Regions from separate parts of the Homo sapiens genome. Here region 2 is linked to region 1. Evidence: chromatin contacts called from ENCODE Hi-C data. All regions are on one chromosome and are shown on one strand. Each heading gives the region's core, a stretch centred on a gene start or an enhancer-like site at or near the end of the contact. The rest is flanking DNA. Distances are from core to core; before and after follow the strand shown.

Region 1 (2,700 bases), core at 93-2,592:
AGGACGCCTGGGGCATGGTGAGTCGGGCGCTCTCCTCGTGCCCTGGCTGCCTCCATGCCAGGGGCCTCTGCGAGCTGAAACATGAAAGGTCTTTGGATCAGAGAGGAGCTGGGAGCCTGCTTGCCCTGCAGCTGGAAAGAAACTTGAATTGTTCAAGTTCTCTCACTTTTCCCTGAAGACTGATTCCCCATTTTCCCCTTTTGCTATTATTTTTAAGAGCCTTGCTGCTCTCCAGGCAAATTCTCAGGTTCTCTGCCCGTCTGCAGCATGTATGCATATGCGTGTGTGTGTGCGTGCGTGTGTGCGCGTGCGTGCGTGGGCGTGTGCGCGTGTGTGGGCGTGCGCGTGTGCGTGTGCGCGTGTGTGCGTGTGCGCGTACGCGTGTGTGCGTGTATGTGTGTGTTGGGGGAGGCTGCGGTGCCTATGACTGGTTGCCCCCTTGAACCCCACCAGAAGCCAGCCCAGGCCCCTCTGCGCCCTCTTCTGAGTCTCCAGGGCCGGTTCTCTCCTGGCAACTCCAGAAAGTGCCTCCTCACCTCAAAAGACCAAGAAACAGGGTTTCTGATAAAGTGTCCCACCCAGTCCCGGCTGGGGCAGTTGGTTAGAGAATGAGGGGACATTGGGGGGAAGAGGAGGGAGAATGAGGGGATGGGAAGAGAGGCGCAGAGAAAATGAGAGGTGGAGAGAAAGGGACAGAGTGAAAGAGAAGGAGAAAGGGGAGAAGCCGGGAAGACAATGAGAATGGAAGCGAGAGATGGAAGTGGAAAGAAGAACTGGAAGCCTAGAGACAGAGGGAGAGAGGGAGAGAGGGAGGGGGAGAGAGAGAGAGAGAGAGAGAGAACGGGAATGAGCAGCTGTGATGTGGCCAGATCAGTTCATAGAAAAGAAACACAGTTCAGAGCAGAAGGGAGGAAAGAAAATAAGAAGGAAAGAAACAGAGAATGAGATGCAGAGAGGAGAGGAGGGAGAGAGAGAAGGAAACCGAGGTGGGTAGAAAAATGTGACGAAAGGGAAGGACAGAAAAAAAAATGAGAGAAGTAAGACAGAATAAAGGAGAAAAAGAAGAAGGGAATCATGAGGATGGTGAGAAAAGACAGGAGAGAAAGCCGGGAGAGAGGATAGAGGGGCGTTCTCGCTGCGCTGCGTGTCAGCTCTGGTAAGCCGTCTAGCATGTCATTAGTGGGGACCTGAGGCGCCAGCGGGAAAGTCCCCTCCCCGTGGGCTGGAGGCTGAGGGAGGGCGGGCCCTGGGCTGGGATCCACAGGCAGGTGGCCGCCCCTGGGTGGGGCCGCCCGGCCAAGCCCTAGGGGTATAAGTGGGAGGCCGGGCCTGCTGAGCACCTGTCAGGGGCAGCTCCGGGGTGCAGGTGCCAGGCAGGTGGCTCCGGCCAGCCCAGCCCCAGCATGAGCTCCTTCGACCTGCCGGCGCCCTCCCCACCTCGCTGCAGCCCCCAGTTCCCCAGCATCGGCCAGGAGCCCCCCGAGATGAACCTCTACTATGAGAACTTCTTCCACCCACAGGGCGTGCCCAGCCCTCAGCGGCCCTCCTTCGAGGGGGGCGGCGAGTATGGGGCCACCCCCAACCCCTACCTCTGGTTCAACGGGCCCACCATGACCCCGCCACCCTACCTGCCCGGCCCCAACGCCAGCCCCTTCCTGCCCCAGGCCTATGGAGTGCAGAGGCCGCTGCTGCCCAGCGTGTCGGGGCTTGGGGGGAGCGACCTGGGCTGGCTGCCCATCCCCTCGCAGGAGGAGCTGATGAAGCTGGTGCGGCCACCCTATTCCTACTCGGCTCTCATCGCCATGGCCATCCACGGGGCACCCGACAAGCGCCTCACTCTCAGCCAGATCTACCAGTACGTGGCCGACAACTTCCCCTTCTACAACAAGAGCAAGGCCGGCTGGCAGAACTCCATCCGCCACAACCTGTCGCTCAACGACTGCTTCAAGAAGGTGCCCCGCGACGAGGACGACCCGGGTAAGGAGGCTTTGAGTGTGGGGGGTGTCCCCAAGGAAGACTCACTTCCTTCCTCCCCAAGACCCCATTCTAGAAAGTTCTGACTAGGGCTGTGCCCCCCAAGACTGGGGGATGCTACCAGGCAGGACAGAGGGGAGCTCAGCAGTGAAGGAGAGCATGGGCCTGGGGGAAGATTTGGGTTTCAGCCCTGGCTGTGCTCCTGCCCAGTCAGTGACCTCTGGCAGGTTAGACCTCAGAGCCTCAGTTCCCTCATCGGAAAACCAGGGATAGTGACAGCATCTGCTTTGCAGGCTGCAGTGGAGGTGATGAGATAATGTACACAAGGTTTTAGGTGTTATCAAGCGCTTAATCGCCTGCAGTAATTACGATTCATCTGCATCTCCAGCACCCAGCACATAGAAAGTCTTTGGTGAATGAATGACTGGACCAACCAAAGCCCAAGGGCATCCCAAGACTGCCAGGAAGAGGATCTGACCTGGGTTAAACAGCCACTAATGGCCCATTTTGCTGCCTGCCTTGTTTCTACTTAGGTAACCTCCTTTAACCCGAAGACACCCCTGCAGGGTAGCTCTTATGAAACCCATTCTACAGATTAGGAAAATAACACTCAGAGGTGACACAGAATGAAGTGATAGTGATGGAGCTTGAATTTGAACTCAGTTTTCTCTAACATCAGAAATTGTGAGCTTTTCCTTTTCAACGATGCATTTCTAAAACTCAGAG
Region 2 (2,700 bases), core at 188-2,687, 250 kb after region 1:
ACAGGTGCTCAGCAAATGCTCTCTGAAGTCTGTTTAGCTGCAGCAAGCTGAGTCTGCAGCCTCCAGCCTCCAGCCTGCGTGAGCCTCCAGCCACGTAAAACATTCAGGCTGGGTCTGAGCTTGCATAGTGTCTAGGGAAGGGCATTAAGATTGTTCCCAGAAGGAAAGGCTGGGTGGGCAGGCTTCTGGCATCCCCACTCCCACCCCTCTGGCTCTATTTTTATTTGTTTTATTTACTGGATTTCTCCCACATTTAAAGAATCTCTTTGGCATTAAAAAAAAAAAAAATTTCAAACCACGAATGCAGTGAGGAGCACAGTTGGTTTCTAGACTGAGACATCCCCGGACCCTGCACTGTGGCTCGGAAGCCTCGGACTGGGTCCCTCACCTCCCTGGCATTTAGTTTCCTCATCTATAAAATGGAATTACAATACCCTTCTTATGGGGTTGAATGAGATTGTGCAGATAAAGCTCCCTGCCTATTAGGTGCTCAGTAGTGTTGATGGATATGACTTCTGTTATTAGCGGATACTCTCATGGTTGAGAGCCCCTCCGGGCTGGGACTCCCTCTCACTCATTACTTGTTTTCTCAGCACCAGGCACAGATTCTAAGAGCAACATCTCATGATCACTTTATGAAAGCCTATGGCCTTGTCAGTTACTGCATGACTTTATTTATTTATTTATTTTGAGGCAGGGTCTCATTCTGTTCCCCAGGCTGAGTGCAGTGATGCAATCACGGCTCACTGCAGCCTCGACTTTCTGGGCTCAAGCAATCCTCCCACCTCAGCCTCCTAAATAGCTGAGACCACACATGTGCACCACCACAACCAGCTAATTTTGACTGTTTATAGAGACAGGGTCTCACTATGTTGCCCAGGTTGATGTCAAACTCCTGGCTCAAGAGACCCTCCTGCCTTGGGCTCCCAAAGTGCTGGGATTACAGGCATGAGCCACCACGTCCAGCCACTGGATGACTTTAGACCACTGCTTCCCCTCTGCTCAACTTGTTTTCTTAAGGGCCTACCCAGAGCCATCTCCCTCACCTGATTCCTTATTAGGAGTTAAAAGCCTGACTCCCAGAGCCAGGTCCTCGCCTGCTGTTTAACCTAGGAGAAGCCCAGCTCCTGGCTCGGATGCTTGGTGAAATCAGGGGTCTGGGGAACCTGCGTCTTCCTCTTTCTGCACAGTCAGCTCCCCTCCACCCGCCTCACAGACTTCCTGGGGGCCGCTGGCAGGAACCAGAAGTTGTGCAGGCTCCATTCTGGCTGGGGAGGTTTAAACTCATCTCCTTCTGCACTGGGAACAAATGTTACCCCAGGCACAGATGACAGAGCCAAAGTGAGCAGAAGGGAGGAATCCAATCCAGGAGAGCTTCTAGTGTCCTCCAGGCCACCCATGAGGCTGCGGGGGTGGGGAAAAGGGGTGTGGGAAGATGAGATCTATCTCAAGGACAAGGCCCTGGAGCCGTAACTCTCCCCTCCCGCCCAGGCCCAGGCTGTTCCTCTTTTTTCGAGGCAAAACCTCAGCTGCCCCATCAGTGACACACTGTTCCTCTTGCCTCCTCCCACTGCTGTTCAAGATCCTCAAGAGACTGACCTTGGACCCGGGCATGGACTCTGCCTTCAAGCAGGCCAGGCTGGAGTACCAACTCTGCCTCTTACCAGCTGTGTGAAGTTGTGTCATTTGAACACCACCCCAAGCCAAGGCTCCCCACTTTTAATTGGAGATAATAATAATATCAATGGCACAAGGCTGTTTTTTAATGTAATGATGATATGAGTAAGAGATATCAGCTCACAGGCAAATCCCAACTCTGCTCTTGCAGGGCACCCGCCCCCGCTTACATTTTGTGCCCTAGGCACCTTCCTTGCCTCTTTCTAGTCTTGATCCTGGAGGTAGGGATTGCAATCACCATTTCAGCAGGTAAGGAAACTGGGGTTTAGCTAAGTGTCGTGGCTCCCCTGGTGAGTGGCAGAGCTGGGATTAGAACCCAGGTCTTGCTGCAGCCAAGACAAGGTACATTCCTCTGCACTCCTAGGGCTGGAGAAGTCACGCCTGCCTGCACTACTCCCCACCTTGCCACCAGCAGAGAGTCCCCCAGCGTCCCACTAATTCTGTTGGTGGGTTTTTCCCTGCTGGGTCTGATCAGAGCAGCCACCTGTCATGCAAAGGGTTGTGACAAATTCCATAAAGTGTCATCACCTGGGTTATGGGGAAAGGGAACACTCCAGAGGCCAAGATCAGCAGGACAGCCATACCCATGCTCTCTCAGTATCCCTATCACCTCTCAGGCAGGTGTGCAGGCCCAAAGCACCTGCCAGACACTGAGTAGGCTCTGTCCCATGAGGGCCACTCCCCCATGGCTCTCCCTTCTTACAGGCCAAGTGTGAGAAGTGTTCTTGGGTGTGGGAAAATACACACAAAGTTTTGGACACTAGGCAGGCTGGAATTGAGGTGTTGCAGCTGTTTACTGGAATTGTCTGGGAAAGCAGAAGCCTTCACACTGGGGACTTTGAGACCTGTGAGATATCATCATCCCTCTACCAAGAGGAGAATGCCACCTGTCCCATGAAAAGCTAAGCTTCAATGCTGCCCCTTGCTGGGGAAAGAGAGTCCCCACCATCCGAGTCCTGGCTCGCTCACTGTCCTGGCAGTGAGGGGCTGAGCAAGCACTCTGGTCATGTTACAACAGCCCCA

Evidence for each region. Hi-C counts contacts between places; a loop is a spot of excess contacts on that map. Pooled maps may share reads with other maps.
Region 2: a pooled map shows a loop between it and region 1 (2.3-fold over the local background). The contact joins the enhancer-like site here to the promoter of FOXI1 in region 1. A Hi-C loop is called at or near these places in 3 of 168 maps with a recorded cell type or tissue (CD14-positive monocyte, CD8-positive, alpha-beta T cell and dorsolateral prefrontal cortex), 7 of 37 single-sample maps with no recorded cell type and 18 of 50 pooled maps.

The regions. Positions count from the first base shown.
Region 1 is chr5:170,104,555-170,107,254 of GRCh38, forward strand. It overlaps FOXI1 (forkhead box I1), which reads left to right and starts at 1,343. Exons shown (of 2, transcript NM_012188.5): 1 at 1,343-1,977. The coding sequence starts at 1,404.
Region 2 is chr5:170,356,859-170,359,558 of GRCh38, forward strand. It overlaps a transcript of KCNIP1 not described here. Among named protein-coding and RNA genes, the nearest start is that of LINC01366, 27 kb to the left of the region's middle. Within about 2 kb of position 1,438, at least 14 of the 41 ENCODE cell types and tissues checked have a DNase peak (open chromatin) inside an H3K27ac peak, as active enhancers do; they include CD14-positive monocyte, where a contact is called at or near this core.